2 separate regions of the Homo sapiens genome follow, and region 1 is linked to region 2. A link is a loop called in an ENCODE intact Hi-C map of the cell type or tissue named here. Cell type or tissue: breast epithelium. All regions are shown on one strand. Each heading gives the region's core, and the rest is flanking DNA. Links, peaks and the distances in the headings are about the cores only. Region 1 has its middle 35 kb from the start of MAML3. Region 2 has its middle 21 kb from the start of MGST2.

The links. Hi-C counts contacts between places; a loop is a spot of excess contacts. Peaks named below come from ENCODE experiments on the same cell type or tissue, not always from the same donor. Only the 100,000 strongest peaks of a DNase experiment are listed, where the experiment ranks them.
Region 1: it touches region 2 in a loop (5-fold over the local background); 1 of 110 quality-filtered maps calls a loop at or near these places.

The regions. Positions count from the first base shown.
Region 1 is chr4:140,187,417-140,190,336 of GRCh38, reverse strand. No RefSeq gene overlaps it. Among named protein-coding and RNA genes, the nearest start is that of MAML3, 35 kb to the right of the region's middle. In breast epithelium, for the core only: no CTCF peak of the experiment used is centred there; a DNase peak (open chromatin) is centred at 1,166; H3K27ac peaks cover 694 bases.
Region 2 is chr4:139,643,320-139,646,239 of GRCh38, reverse strand. No RefSeq gene overlaps it. Among named protein-coding and RNA genes, the nearest start is that of MGST2, 21 kb to the left of the region's middle. In breast epithelium, for the core only: no CTCF peak of the experiment used is centred there; no DNase peak of the experiment used is centred there.

The DNA of each region.
Region 1 (2,920 bases), core at 103-2,602, 540 kb before region 2:
TCACCCATCTGCCTTCTCCGAGTTAACGATGATTTATGACAGAGAAGTAGTAAGGAATGTTAATTGGCTTCACTTTAGTACACGAAGATTTCTTGCCAGGGACCGTGGATTGATAGGAGAAAAATTTTAAGGAACATTGAAATTTTTGTTTTCCAACTGAAACAGCTCCTCCACTCTTCTATCCATCTTAATAGTGGGAATCACAGAATAGTGTTAGACTTGGAACATATCTTACAAAACAACTAGTCAAACTTTTCATTTGACAGAGAAAGACTATATTAGTCCAGAGAGGCTAAATGACTTCCCAAAGCCTCATAGCCCATTTGAGAGTGGAACTTGAACTTCACATTCTGTGTCCTTTCTATCACACTCACTGCTGCTAAGTACCCTTACGGTTCTCTCAACATTTATATTCTGTGGTGATGCTTTTCATTCATTCTCAAGAATCCTTTTATTCCCCTGGACTGTGTGGGGTCTTTAACAATAACATCCCTTCCACTTGCAGCGCATAGGTTTTCCTTTTTTTTTTTTTTTTTTTTTTTTTTTTGAGACAGGATCTTGTTCTGTTGCCCAGGCTGGAGTGCAGTGGCACAATCGTAGCTCACTGCAGCCTCAAACTCCCGGGCTCAAGTGATCCTCTTGCCTCAGCTTCAGTAGCTGGGACTATGGATGTGTACCACCACACCTGGCTAATTTTTTAATTTTTTGTAGAGACAGGGGTCTCACTTTGGCGCCCATGCTAGTCCCAAACTCCTGGCCTCAAGCAATTCTTGCTCCTCAGTGTCCCAAAGTGCTGGGATTAGAGGCATGAGCTACTGCACCAAGTCAACTGATAGATTTTTGAATGTGTACATTCTATATTGATGCATTTCATTCACTCTTCAAGGGGTCCTATTGTCCTCTTGAATGAGTTGGGATCTCTGGTTCCATCAAGGAACACACTTCACTTATTAGGGCTAAAACTGACAGTGGCTCTGATTTGTTGCTTTGCCCCCAAGTTGTAAGAGAGATATACTTGGCAGAGTCCCAGACTGCATTCCAGAGCCAAACACTTAATGATATTCTTGATTGTGCAACATTTGAAAATACCCTCCTAACATGAAATTCTAGGCTTGCTGCCTGTTCAGCCACCAGTCGAATGCAGTTGCAGTGCTCCGGCTCCATGCTTCCAGGAGTCTTCTGGCCTCTGCACCTCCTGGCACTCTGAGTCCTGTCCAAGTTGTTCTGCAATAGAGTTGTTTTTCTATGTATCTGTATAGTCAGGACAATGGAAGGAGAAATGAGTCATCCTCCTTCCCCAACACACAAATGACAGACCTCTTAGGATGATGATAAGCAAAGACCCCTCTTTTTTAAACCACTTTATTGAAGTTAGATAAAAACGTGTACATATGTAACATATATATCTGGATGAGTTTGGGGATAGGTATACGCCCATGAAACTATTACCACCATCAAGGCCATGACCATGTCCATCATCTCCCAAAGTTTCCTCCCACCATCCTTATTGTTATTATTATTCCTGTTGTAGTTTGGTAAGAACATTTAACAAAAGATCTACCCTCTTAGCCAACTTTAAGTATATAGAACAGATTGTAGGCTATAGGCACTGTGCTATAGAGATCTGCAAAGACCCCTTAACGAGACCAACTGGTTCCAAGAACAGCATAAAGCTTGCTAAAGACTATTAACATACCTAAATTGACTGTGGCAGCTTAAAAGGGGGTTCTTAATAGCAGCAATAATGACGACTAACACTTAACTATGCATCAAATACTATCCCAGGCTCTTCATATGTATTATATTTAATCCACACAACAACTCTATAAAATAGGTACTATTATGGATGAGAGAGCAGATGCAGAGAGATTAAATATCTCCCCAATGTCACATGGCTAGTGCAATGGCAGGACAAGGTTTGAACAAGGGGCATCCTGACTCCAGAGTCTTCACTCTTAACCACTGCATACCCTGTATCTCTGGAAGCTATGAATAAGGGAGCCAGAATCTACCCTTGGCAGAGCCAGACAGGAATGTGAGGATAAAGGGTTTCCCTCTAAATAACCCTGCGGGCAAGGCTATCTCTTTGCTGGAGAAGAGTTCCTCAATGGATGCTATAGCATCTATTTTTCTGAATCTCCACTTATAAACTCACTTTAATATTGTAATTTGGTCCCTCATGAAGCTTAACCTGCAGAGAGAGAATGCCAATCAACACATGGGCATTCTGGTTTTCTTCTCAGACTCTGTGGGTTTTGGTTAACATGAGTCTAACAGTTCCTCTGAATTCACTCTCCAGCTGCTGACAGATCAAATTCAGGGCTGAGAACCAAAGGCCTGAATGTAGCAAGTACCACCCTGGGGAGATCCAGGTGCTGATCTCTCCTGGAAACTGCAGACATCTTGGCACCATGAACCTTTTCCTTTGAAACTTCAATGGGCTTATCTCCCTTATTAGAGTAGTGGCTTCTTGATGGAAACTACAGTATTTTCTATGCCTTGGTTTTCCCCCCTGTGCCTGTCATTGCCCTGCCCAGGTCCCTAGGACATGCCAACATGCTTCAGCTGACTGCCTACTGCCAGAATCTGCATCTCTGTACTGAGGGCTTTCCTGCCCCAGAACAGCAGAGAGGGAAGCCATGCAGCAGGCTGAAATTGCCTGCAAATTAATCTACTCCCCTCCCAGTAGCCCTCAACCAATGATTCTTGGGAATAGGTGTATAAATACCCCAGCACTCTCCTCCCTCGGGGGGAATAATTCTGAGGCTCTGTGTTACACTGTTCCCCTGCAGGATTAAGTTCCAGCACCCACACTGGTATCTGCTTAGTAATATATGTTTACTGGCAGCTTCCCAATCTCTGCTTCACTTCCCCACTCCCCTGCAGCATCCCTTGTGTCCTGGAATCCTTGTCTCTGGGT
Region 2 (2,920 bases), core at 294-2,793:
GATACGCAAATGGCCGTCTTGGTCTATTCAGGCTCCTACAACAAAATATCATAGACTAAGCAGTTTCTTAAAAACGAAAATTTGCTTCTCAAGTTCTGGAGGCTGGGAAGTCCCAGATCAAGGTGCTGGCAGATTTGATGTGTGGTGAAGGCTGTCTTCTGGTTCATAGAAGACTAATTGCTTCCTAAAGGCCCAGCTTCTTAATACTGTCACATTGGCAATTAGGTTTCAACATAAAAATTTGGGGAGTGGGGGACACGAACATTCAGACATGGCAACATGAAAAGATGCTCAACATGACTAGTCATTAGGGAAATACAAATCAAAGCCACAATGAGATGCCATTTTACACTTGCTGGGATAGCTATGGTATTAAAAATGGAAAATAGGTGTTGGAGAAATTGGAACCATCATACATTGCTGATAGGAATAAACAAATGGTGCAGCTGCTATGAAGAACAGTTTGGTTGTTCCTGAAAAAGCTAAGCACAGAATTATGATATGAGTCAGTGATGCCACTCCTAGGTGGGTACACAAAGGGATTGAAAGCAGGAACTCAGATACTTGTATGCCAACATTCATAACTGCATGATTCACAAAAGCCTAAAGGTGGAAACAATCTGTCTCCATCAAGAGACAAATGGTAAAACAGGCCGGGCGCGGTGGCCCATGCCTGTAATCTCAGCTCTTTGGGAGGCCGAGGCGAGCAGATCACCTGAGGTCAGGAGCTCAAGACCAGCCTGGCCAACATGACGAAACCCCATCTCTACAAAAAACAAAAACAAAAATTAGCTGGGTGTAGCGGCACTCACCTGTAGTCCCAGCTACTCAGGAGGCTGAGGCACAAGAATCGCTTGAACCTAGGAGGCTGAGGTTTCAGTGAGCCGAGATCGTGCCACTGCACTCCAGCCTGGGTGACAACGAGACTCCATCTCCAAAAAAAAAAAAAAAATGATGAATGGAAAAACAAAATGTGTTATATGCATACGGTGAAATATCATTCAGCCATAAAAAGGAATGAAATTCTGACACATGCTACAACACAGATGAACCGGAAAACATTATGCTAAGTGAAATAACCCAGTCATGAAAGCACAAATATTGTATGATTCCACTTATAGGAGGTACCTACAATAGGCAAATTCATGGGGACAGAAAGAAGATTAAAGTTTACCAGGAGCTGGAGAGAGTGGAGAATGGGGAGCTATTGCTTAATGGTTATAGAGTTTCTGTTTGGGGTGATGAAAAAGTTTTGCAAATAGTGATGATGACTGCACAACATGTGAATGTACTTAATGCTACTGAACTGCACATGTAAAAATGCTTAATGATAGGTTTTATGGTATATACATTTTACCATAATTTTCAAAAATTAATAATATAATAAATATGTAATAACTTAATAATGCAGTACACCAAAAACAATGGAATTGTATACTTTAAATGAGTGAATTGTATGCAATGTATCATATGTAAAGATTGAATGGAAGACCAGTCGCAGTGGCTCACGCCTGTAATCCTAGCACTTTGGGAGGCCAAGGCAAGCGAGACCTCATCTGAGGTCATAAGTTCAAAACCAGCCTGGCCAACATGGTGAAACCCCTAAAAATACAAAAATTAGCCAGGCATGGTGGTGCTTGCCTGTAATCCCAGGTACACAGGAGGCTGAGGCATGAGAATCACTTGAACCCAGGAGGCAGAGGTTGCGGTGAGCCAAGATCGCGCCATTGCACTCCAGCCTGGGCGACAGAGCGAGACCCTGTCTCAAAAACAAACAAACAAACAAAAAAGATTGAATGGAGATTTCTCAAAGAACTAAAAATAGAACTAGCATTCTATCCAGCAATTCCACTACTGGATATGTACCCAAAGGAAAAGAAATTATTATATCAAAAAGATACCTGTACCCATATATTTATCCCAGCACTATTCACGATAGCAAAGATATGGAATCAACCTAAGTGTCCATCAACAGATGATTGGATAAAGAAAATGTGCTATACATACACTTTAGGATGCCACTCAGCCATAAAAAGAATGAAATCATGTCTTTTGCAGCCACATGGATGGAACTGGAGGCCATTACATTAAGTGACACAAGTCAGACACACAAAGACAAATACTGCATGTTCTCACTTGTAAGGGGGAGTTAATAATGTGTACACACAGACATAGAGAGTGAAATGATAGACAATGGAGACTTGGATGGGTGGGGGATGGGAAGGGGGTGGAGGATGAAAAATTACTTACTGGGTACAATGTACATTATCCGGGTGACAGATACCCTAAAAGCTCTGACTTCACCACTATGCAATCTGTGCATGTAACAAAATTACACCTGTACCCCATACATTTATACAAAAATTTTTCAATAAGTAAAGATTGACCAGAAGAAGATTTCAATGAAGAAGACAGAGAGGGGCTGGCCCGAGCAGTAGGAGAAGAACCAGAGGAGTGTGACACCGAGGAACTGAAGGAGGAGAGTTTCGAGGAGGAAATGGTCAGCAGGGTCAAGTGCCACAGATGAGAACAAACAAAGCATTCACTGAATTATCACCATTGAGAAATTTACTCAAATAGGCATTCAACCCACTTTTATTGAGCACCACAACATGCCAAGCACTGTCCAGGAAACTGGGAATACAAGACAAATGAGTCCAGCAACTTACGCCTTGGTGACAAAGACAGACAGCAACATCTGTGAGCAGAGGTGCCCCCGCTCAGTGTCATGCAAGCTGGTTGCACAGGGTGCTGAGGAGGAAGAAGGAGAGGCAGCTATACCAGAGGGGAGAGCTCAAGGAGGGCAATGCAAAGCAGGTGACACAAACTGAGTTTTGAAACCTGTAGAAGACGAGGAGGACATTGGTGCTAGCAAGAATAGCACAGACAAAAGCACAGGGATATAAAATGGCTCCTTGCA